Linked DNA regions of Homo sapiens: region 2 is linked to region 1. A link is a contact called in ENCODE Hi-C or POLR2A ChIA-PET data. All regions are on one chromosome and are shown on one strand. Each heading gives the region's core, a stretch centred on a gene start or an enhancer-like site at or near the end of the contact. The rest is flanking DNA. Distances are from core to core; before and after follow the strand shown. Region 1 has its middle 24 kb from the start of TPRG1. Region 2 overlaps LPP (LIM domain containing preferred translocation partner in lipoma).

Region 1 (4,714 bases), core at 1,274-3,773:
TCAATAAATTAATAGCAATAACATTAATAATAACAGCAAATTAATATCTAAAATGATCTAGAACTTCTAGAACACAGGACTGAAAACAATGAAGCAAATCTGAACTTAAAAGATATGCGTGGAGATGATATTGGAGGTATCAGGACCATATTTATGACACTCAAGCTGCTAAGAAGTGATTAACACATGTCAGACACTTCAGAAAGTACGTTAATGATGACTTAATTATCTGTGTGTGCTTGAGAAATCACAAAGGAGAATCTTATATTGATATTATATGTGTCTGATATCTTCATATATATGAATGGCTGCCATATTGAAGAGAATATGCATATCTTTATTTGCATTTTTCTAAGAGAAAGCCAGGCTAAAATTGGTAGTAGTTAAAAAGGGAGACAATCTGGATAATATTAAAACCTTTTTCTGTAATAGTCAGAGCTTTACTATCATTGATCTGTGTGGCTTGTGGAACAGGAGACCCTTCATCACATCAGCTGGTTTTCCCTGTACTGAAAAACCAGGCAGTGTTGGTTGCATGATGAATGTATTAAAGCTTTGTTTATGCATTGCCGTGACTAAAGATCAGTTTCATGTTGGGCAGTGAGTTAAATGCTGGTGGCCAAAGGATAAAGATGTGACCTCCACCTTCAGTTAGGTCACAGTTAGGAAGAGAAGGCGCCCGTAAGTCTCTCTGAGGGATCTGAGGAAGACTTAGACAATTACTAGGAATTTTCCAGGCAGATATTCCATTTAAAGAGAGTAGCCAGTGTCAAGGTTAGACGTATGAGACATCATAATGGATTCTCAAAAAAACAAATGTTGTTGGGAGTAGACTTTTCCAGGAAGGCAAGGACCTGCAATGCCCTGTACAGAGTGTCAGGGACTCAAGACGCCTTCCCACTCTGTCTGTTGTATCTTGTACATACCCATGTTAGAGCACTGATCCCCCATATTATAATTGCTGTGGATGCATCTCCTCAACACACTACAAGTTCCTTGAGGGCAGAGACCATGTTTTATATATTCTTGTATCTTCACTGCTTACCCTGAGCTATCCACAGTTTACATACTAAATAAATGCTAATAAATAAAAAAGTAATTAAATGAAAGCAATATGCATCTCATTTAAAAGATGAGTTTTGGCATGATTTAGGAAGAGGTGTTTGGTTCTTAGAGGTTTCCAAAGCTGGGCTGAATGTAACACCAAGAATCATTTCTAGAGAGTTGTGCCTTTTCCACAGTACTTCTGCAAATGCTAATGCTATTATTTAGTATATGGACACAGGTACTGCACTAAACACTTTTCCTGCCTTATCATTTAATCTGCACAGCGTCCCCTCTGGGGTCCACATGTATTTTCTCCATTTATTGATAAAGAATTTAAGATTTGGAGAGGCTAAGTAACTCATCCAAGGTCATAGATTCAGGGAGTGACACAGCTGGGATTTGAACCCCGGTCTGTTTGACTCCAGAGCCTGAGTCTTAACCACTACACTATCTACAGAAGGAAGAGGAGGGAAGAGTTATCCAGTGATCCCATCTCCAGGGTAGACCCTTGAGATTCCCTGTGAATTAAAAGAGACTTGCTTAGTTAAAAGAAGCTGAGCTCTCCAGAATCTTTCGGCCTCACATTCTAATATAACCTCTGCTCTAGCAGTGGAGAAAGAGAAAATCCATAGGGGTAGGATGAGTTTAGAGGACCTGGAGCATTGTGGATGCAGGTGGATATGGCAGCCACCCCTCCCTGCTCTCTACCTGTAGCACTACTACACCAGCAGACGCAACACTTGGTTAGAGAGCAGAGGAAATTACAAAATAGCCATGTCGGAGGCAGAAAAGAAGTGGAAATTGAGACTCTTCTTGCCTTTGAATGTTTTGTATCGTCTGGGAGACCCACTGGGATGTTTCTTTTTGTTTTTCCTTTCGACTAGGATGTCTTCCATTTGGAAGCCCCTTTGCTTCTAAGAAGTTCCAGAGACCATCCCAGGCCCACAGGTAAGGAGGCTAGGGCGTACCTCTAAGTTCTATCCTGGAAGAGAGGGAAAAGTGACCTGTAGGTCTCCGGCCTGAAAAGCACAGTGCTGTCCAGTGGAACCCAGGGGAGATAGTGATTTTAAAAGCAAGCATGGAATGCGTGGCTGACTTTTGCTTGTTGCTTGAGTCTGGCAGATGGGGGTGGGCAGGAGGTTAAGGAACTTCAGCAGACGCCAGCAGTCAGTGGATGTGGGTGGTCGTTCTTCCCAAGTGCTGAAAAGATGGTCACCTTGCACTTGTGAAGATAAAATTCAAACCTAAGTTTCTCTGTCTTGGAACACAAACAGCATAATCCTTTCTCAATCTTCGAGAGGAGTGTTTTCAAAAAGTAGCAGCATATAGGGAATACAAGGCTGCCTAAGGTTCTGATTCACAGATGTGAATTCTGCCCAGTCAAAAGTCTTGGTGTTTGTAGGATTTGTTTGTCTGCAAGGACAAAGATGAAAGGCAAGTTGCTATAAAACCTTTCTGCTCCCTCCTGATTGGTAAGCAAAAATGTCCACACACTGCCATCTGGTGGGCACTACTGGTCACTGTCGTTTTAATGGGAAAGTTTAAAGTTTACTCTAAACTTAGAAGGGGCCAGGCAACTCCTAGTCTTCAGCAAAACAGCAACGTATAAAACACAGTTCCTGGCTGCAAAGGGCTCACAGTCTAATGGAAGAAACGGACATGCCCAACACGTGGTTACAACTGAATAAGTACTATTTTAAGAAAAGGTGCCGAGTGTTATCAAAGCAGAGGACCTCTCTCTGGGAGTTTAGGGAAAGCCACCTTTGAGCTGAGTCTGGAAGCATGCCTCGCACTGTGGCAAAAAGGAGGAGAAAGTTTATTTTAAACAAGGGGCACATCATGGGTCATTGCATGGTGTGAGTTGTTAGTTCAGCCTGGCTGGTAAGTAAGGAGCATGGCAAGAAGCTATAGAAAAAAGGCTGGGAAAAGTTTAAGCCAGACCATGAGAGGCCTTGACTGCCTGACCCAGGCAATGAATCGGCTCTAGATTATACAGCCAGAATATAAAGGATTCAGATTTGGGTGGTAAAGCAATATGAAAAACAAGTGTCGGTACACACGCTTTTCAAACATTTGGAACTCTCTCATTACTTGAAATCACCTGTGGAAACCCACTATGTGAAATGGATAAAACCATAGTTCTTCTGGTCAAAGCAGAAGTGGGGATTCAGAGCCCGAAGAACTTCCACCATCCCATTTCTCCCGTTCCTGGAACATGCGGATGCCTTTGGGTAATGCCTAAGGCTCAGCAGACTCTTGCTTGACACTGCTGCTGTGGGCGATTGCTTGACCTAATGTGACTATCTCTGCTCTGGTGTTAGCACCAGCTTCGTCCTATCCCTCCTATGTCATAGGTATCCATAAAGTAGGTTCTAGATCTTTTTCTATCTCAGCGCTGTTCTCAAGATTCCATTTATGGTAATCTCTATCTTATTAATAAATTAACGTTCCCAAACAATCTATATGACCTGGTCCCTGGCCCCTAGCTTTATATTGCTAACGGACACGTGTAGGGAGGTGGATAGAAAGCAGCCATCTCTGCAGTGTCTGTTAAGCATCACTGTATGCTGTCTAATGTATTAATTCATGTTAAGTATCTACAGCATATGTGCAGCACAGATAATCTATGATGGAGTTATGAGAAGTTGTTTGATCTTACTCAGGGCACGAAAGTTGTTGCTTTCATTCCAAGAACAGCACTCTGAGAAAGCATTCAAGAGCTTTCTGATGAGTGGCTGAGTTATCAAGATCTCTAGGACTTTCTGTTCTGTGAAGACATGGAGCTTCTAGATGGCATTTGCCACCAGAGGAGAGATGTTAAGAACTGATGAAGAGTGACTGGTCCCCTGATGGGCAAAGACTGTTTTGTTTCAGCCAACGTGGTTATCTTCTGCCCTCTTCAGAACAACACTTCTAGAGGCAAAACACAAATTCCACCCACCAAACAGCATTTCCTCTCATTCTTTCTCTTGTTCCTTGTCTTTACTCACGCCTTGCCCACTCTCTCTGCATGGTGGGGTCAGTTTGCTCTCACTTTCCCACACTAACTTCTCTGTTTCGAGCCTGTGTCCGGAACTGCCTCCTTCTTGCCATCTGGTAGCTGACATCTGCCACATCTTTCCAACCAGAGCCCCCATCTTTTCTTGGAGGCCTTTAAAAAAAAAGATGTTAACTTTCATTGCATGACTTTTCCCAGTACATGATTATGTACGCAGTGTTTTCCACATGGTTGAATAACTACTTTAGCATCGACTCTTGCCTGCTTTACTTAGGTTAATTGTTATTTTCCTGAGGGCACACTGACCAGTGTCCTTTGATGTACCCAGTGCCAAATTCGATAAACAATAACCCAGAATATCACACTTTATAACTAATGAGTTGGGGCTGTTCTATGTTTTATTACAGCAAATGGAAATGCAGTTCTGCTTACTACCTTTGATGAAGAGAGTAAAGTGGAAGTGACTTGGTGAACTTGCAGGCTTTGTAGGGATTTCTTTTTTTGAGACGGAGTCTCACTCTGTCGCCCAACCTGGAGTGCAGTGGCACGATCTTGGCTCACTGCAACCTCCACCTCCTGGGTTCAAGCAATTCTCAAGCCTCAGCTTCCTGAGTAGCTGGGATTATAGGTGTGCACTACCACGCCGAGCAAATTTTTGTATTTTTAGTA
Region 2 (4,714 bases), core at 1,027-3,526, 800 kb before region 1:
CTTCTGTCAGGTTAGTGCTCTCAATATCTTCATTTGGTAAGTGAGATGAGGAGATGAAGAGTAGTTAGGGTCATAGTGCCCTGATCATACTGAGTTTTCACCTAAATAGGAATTTCAGTGCTTTGGGTCATCTATTTTGTTCCCCTCCTCCCGGCCTACCCCCCCATTATATTGAGCTTGAGACTTTTAACAGAGATAACTTCTGACCACGCACAGATCAGCACAAATGCAGATGTGAGCAGCTAGAATTTGGATGCTGCCAAATTGTGATGACTGCCACATGTGTGAAGCTAAAGCTTAGCACCTGATGACCCACTGTGAGTGTGTGGGGGGGCCAGAAGAGTGAAAGGCAGGTCAGAGATGGAAGACGCCTCGGAGTTTCTCAATGGCAGTACCTTCACCTTGCAGATGCAGAAATGGAGGTGGTTAGAAGGGGTAAGACTTACTAAAATTCACACAGCAGGTTAATGGCTCTCTGAGAATAATGGCAAAACAAGAACAAGGCTTTATACCAGCAATCTACAGTAGTATCTACTTTTATTTCCTACCTTTCCGTTGGCATATACTCACACTGATAGGCTTGACAGGCAGATAAACCTGTATTTGAAGGTCAGCAGGATTAGTTGTGTGGCCTTGGATAAGTTACTTGATTTACTTGGGTCTCAGGTTTGTTGTCTGTAATAGAAACCATACCCTTTTTCTTTTCTTTCTTTCTTTTTTTTTTGAGATGGAGTTTTGCTCTTATTGCTCAGGCTGGAGTGCACCGGCATGACCTTGGCTCACTGCAACCTCTGCCTCCTGGGTTCAAGCGATTCTCCTGCTTCAGCCTCTGTAGTAGCTGGGATTACAGGCATGAGCCACCACGCCCAGCTAATTTTTTGTATTTTTAGTAGAGACAAGGTTTCACCATGTTGGCCAGGCTGGTCTCAAACTCCTGACCTCAGGTGATCCACCTGCCTCAGCCTCCCAAATTGCTGGGATTACAGGCATGAGCCACCGTGCGTGGCTGAAACCATACCCTTTTAACAGGACTATACCAGTGTACTGTTCAATATACAGAAATACTATCACCCATCTGATTAATAATCCTTATCACAGCCCAATGAGACAGGCACAGATGTTCTGCTTTTCAAGATTCTATTTCCTAACTTCATCTTGACAGTTGTAAGTCTCTTGCTTCTCAAAGTTTGGTCTGAGGACCGGAAGCATCAGCATTACATGGGAGCTTGTTAGAAATGCAAATCTCAGATCATACTCTAGAACTTCTGAATGAGAATCTCTACTTTAACAAGAGCCCCAGGTAGTTCATATGCTCATTAGTGTTTGAGAAACATTCACTTCGGCCCTCGCCCTATTTCAAGGCTATTGCTGTGGTGTGCTGACAATGCCTGGCATGCTGCCAGCATTCTTGGGGCATGCTGTACCATGCCTTGAGATAGCGGGGTCCGGGGGGCGGGGATGCTGTGAAGTCACTCCTTGGGAATAATGGAAGACTGGGTTGAAGGGATCCAGCAGGCTTTATCTTTTTAACACCCTTCATTTCCTTAGAAGTTACTATTCAGAAGGGGTCAAACTGGGATTGGATTCTAAGTCTTTCTGATCCAAAGTCCATGTTCTTTTCATTAAACCACGATGTCTCAGTCAAGAGGAATGCTGGGTTGTGGGTGATAACTGTTCATTCCCTGTAGTGTGAATATTTCCACACTGGCTGCTTTACCCTATTACTCAATTCCTAGAGGGGAAGAATTTTTTTAAAAAAATTTAAAAAGCCTGAGTTGAAAGCCAGGATCCTGCAGCTTAATCAGTTATTTTTGCTTTTTAATGAGGGTGACTATTGTGAAATAAGTAATTATTAATTACTCAAAACTAATGAAATATTTTAGTTTCCTTGCTCAAAAAGCATATGGATGCTAAAAGAAAGCATATGGGTGCTTTCTGGGAAGCATATTGGTGAATGGACAAATTACAGTGGTGCCAATATGCCTTTGCTGTCTGGCTGGGGCCATCAAAACGTGTGCTGGCATCTGAGTCCTCGTGTGTTTAAAGGGATTTTTTAAAATTCCCATTTGATAAGTGCCTGGGGTTGCCTCTGGAGTTACACAGCGCTGTCTCATCAATCTTTCTGCCATGCTTTCACTCAGACATTACTGGCTGAGTATAAACTCGGTATAAACCTTTGCTGTAAGTAGCTTCTGTGGCTCTTTCTTTCCAGATGCCTCCTATCCTCTGCAATAGGTTCAGTGGGCCTGCCCCATGGATGGCACGTATGGAGACTTTGTCTATACAACATTTTACCACAGTGGTAAAAGCAGTAGCCGAAAAGGTGGCAGCACTGAGACCTGTTTGCTCCATCAGGGACTCTGTCTGAGGCCCTCGGCCAGCTGTTGAATTGCTGCACTGCAAATTTCTTACTTGTAAAACTGGAATGATAATACCAGTGCTCCTGAGCTCACAAGCATGCTGTTCATCCAATTTGCAGTCCATGCCCTTTGCTCTTCCTCTCCTTTCCTTCATGCCTCTTCTCCTTTGCTGCACGTTCAGCTGGTCTAGTAAAAAGCTTGATGGATTTGGAGGTGGCTGAAACCATTTTGCTTGCTCTGGGGATTGCACACTTCTGAGCTTGTCAGAGGCAGGCAACATGGCATGTTTTAGAAGATACTTGGCTGAGTGTCCACGAACTGTGGCTCTCAGACCAACGTGACTTAGTAATCATTTACTCAACACCTACAAGCAAGGTAGCTTGCTAAGAAATTGAAGGAGGGAGCTGGCGGGTCTGTGGAGGTGAGTTTGATTCAGGGCCAGTCAAGACTTGGTGTGATGTGTGAGCTCAGTAATTATACTTTGAGAGAGACAGAATTTGGAGAACTCTTTCCTATTGGAGGTTTCTTATAGAACTAGGGACAAGAGCTGGCTTTGAAAGATTATTAATTGGACTTTGATAAGATATTACAAGGATTTGAAGAGTAAGTCTCTGTCAGGCAAAAACCAGCTTGCAGTGGGACTCGGAAGCAGGCAAATATCAGGCATGGCTGAAGAACTGGGCATCAATCACAGACATGTGTAGCTGAGAGAAATCACTTCCTTTTGGTGAACCCTAGACTCTATCTGCAAAATATGAGCTTTGAACAAGATAGTTCTCAGGAAGCCTCAAGAACTCTAGCTGAAATTCTACAAAGTCTCTTATCACACAGCCAGGTTATCCACTTAGCAAAATCCTGGCACTAGAATAGCAGCAATGGAGCAAGGCCTGGGACCCAGGTGTCCTGCCTCTATTTTATATTCTTCTTACTGTCCACAGAGCATTATGATGAAGATAGGTGGGGTGGACATTATTATTCTAGTTTTTAATGTATGAAACATAGGATGTTAAGGGAATCTAAGACATAAAACGAATAAGAGATTTAACTATCCCAGATATTGATCACCCTTCCACCACAGAGGGCCAGCTCTTATAAAATACACCCCTTGCCATTTTGCCTGTGTGGGCCTTGCTTTCCTGCCTGAGGAACCAGCACGTACCCCTTCTCCCACGAAAGTCATCCCTGTCTGCTCTTTGGCTCTGGAATTCAGTCTTAGCAATGGACTTTGTTTTATAATTAAACTTTATTTTGTATTGCCATCTTTCCATGTTTCCACCCCCATCTCATCCCTCATACATATTTTAAAGGCTTTGAATTTAAGGATTACTTTCTGCTTCTCTGAGTTCCCTGTAGCTCCTGGCACAGGGCCCCAGACATAGTGCTCAGTAGAGAAGCAAATGACTATGTTCTGCAATAGTTTTTCTCTCTGCCTATTGCTTGTTTCTGAGATGGATATGAGACTTATAGGCTTAAAGAATTTCGGAACTGGAAAGGAAGTTAAAACCTATCTAGTCCAGCTCCCCCACCCCAGGGAAGAAATGACTTACTTAAATTTGCCTGCATAGTTAGTGGCAGTTCTGCAAATCGTGCCCACATCTCACCAAGCATTGGAGAGATGGTTGGCACTTGAGTCTCTTCTTAGGACTCTACAGGCTCTGTCTGGAGTCCTTGTTTCTATGAAGACCACTAAGAATAAAGGTAATACAGGTGCTGCTGCTGCTGTATTAAACAGATGGAAAGAAGTAGACATTCATTGTATGTCTGTTATGTGACAGGCCTTGTGACAGGTGTTTTCACATAGTTTAGCTTGGTCAGTCATCAAAAGCTAGAATTCCCATTCCTCCATGAGGGAGACAGATTGTTTCTAAATAGGACATTTAGCAGAAGCTCTTTCCTGTAAGCTCTGAAAGGCACTCGGTAGTGGATAGATGCTTCCCTCCTAGAACACGGGTGTAGGGCTCTGCAGAGTAGCATGCATGGCTCTTCTAAGGGATATGGATTGTAGAGACTGTGAAAATAAGCAGAAGTTGTGATCAAAATTGGCGTTGGGGGACTTGTGGTCACCCGAGTGTACCAGAAGACTGAGCTCTTCTACTCTCCTTTCCACACATACATCTGAGTCTTTGGAGAGCTGCAACCTGAGTGCCTCGTTCTTGAGTGTCTGTAGCATTGGCTTTTACTTGCACTTACTACATTTTACTCCTGCCTCTTCCCTAGCTAGCCTCGACCTCAACGTGTATTATTTCCTCCCCCCTTGTCATTTTTCTTCTATTACTTTTGCTTCTTCCCCTTCCTCCTTCTCCTGACTTAACCTTGGGTGGCCGCAGGTCTTAAGGCTCTGTGATGGCAGAGTC

What was found. Hi-C counts contacts between places; a loop is a spot of excess contacts on that map. ChIA-PET counts read pairs that join two places held with the same protein, here RNA polymerase II (POLR2A).
Region 2: a loop to region 1 is called in a map of naive thymus-derived CD4-positive, alpha-beta T cell, with 2.6 times the contacts of the local background. The contact joins two enhancer-like sites. A Hi-C loop is called at or near these places in 2 of 168 maps with a recorded cell type or tissue (PC-3 and naive thymus-derived CD4-positive, alpha-beta T cell). POLR2A ChIA-PET finds 5 or more read pairs at or near these places in 1 of 52 experiments (WTC11).

Annotation. Positions count from the first base shown.
Region 1 is chr3:189,145,653-189,150,366 of GRCh38, forward strand. It overlaps a transcript of TPRG1 not described here. Among named protein-coding and RNA genes, the nearest start is that of TPRG1, 24 kb to the right of the region's middle. Within about 2 kb of position 2,524, at least 4 of the 41 ENCODE cell types and tissues checked have a DNase peak (open chromatin) inside an H3K27ac peak, as active enhancers do.
Region 2 is chr3:188,347,440-188,352,153 of GRCh38, forward strand. The region is part of intron 3 of LPP (LIM domain containing preferred translocation partner in lipoma); the gene reads left to right. Among named protein-coding and RNA genes, the nearest start is that of FLJ42393, 170 kb to the left of the region's middle. Within about 2 kb of position 2,277, at least 22 of the 41 ENCODE cell types and tissues checked have a DNase peak (open chromatin) inside an H3K27ac peak, as active enhancers do.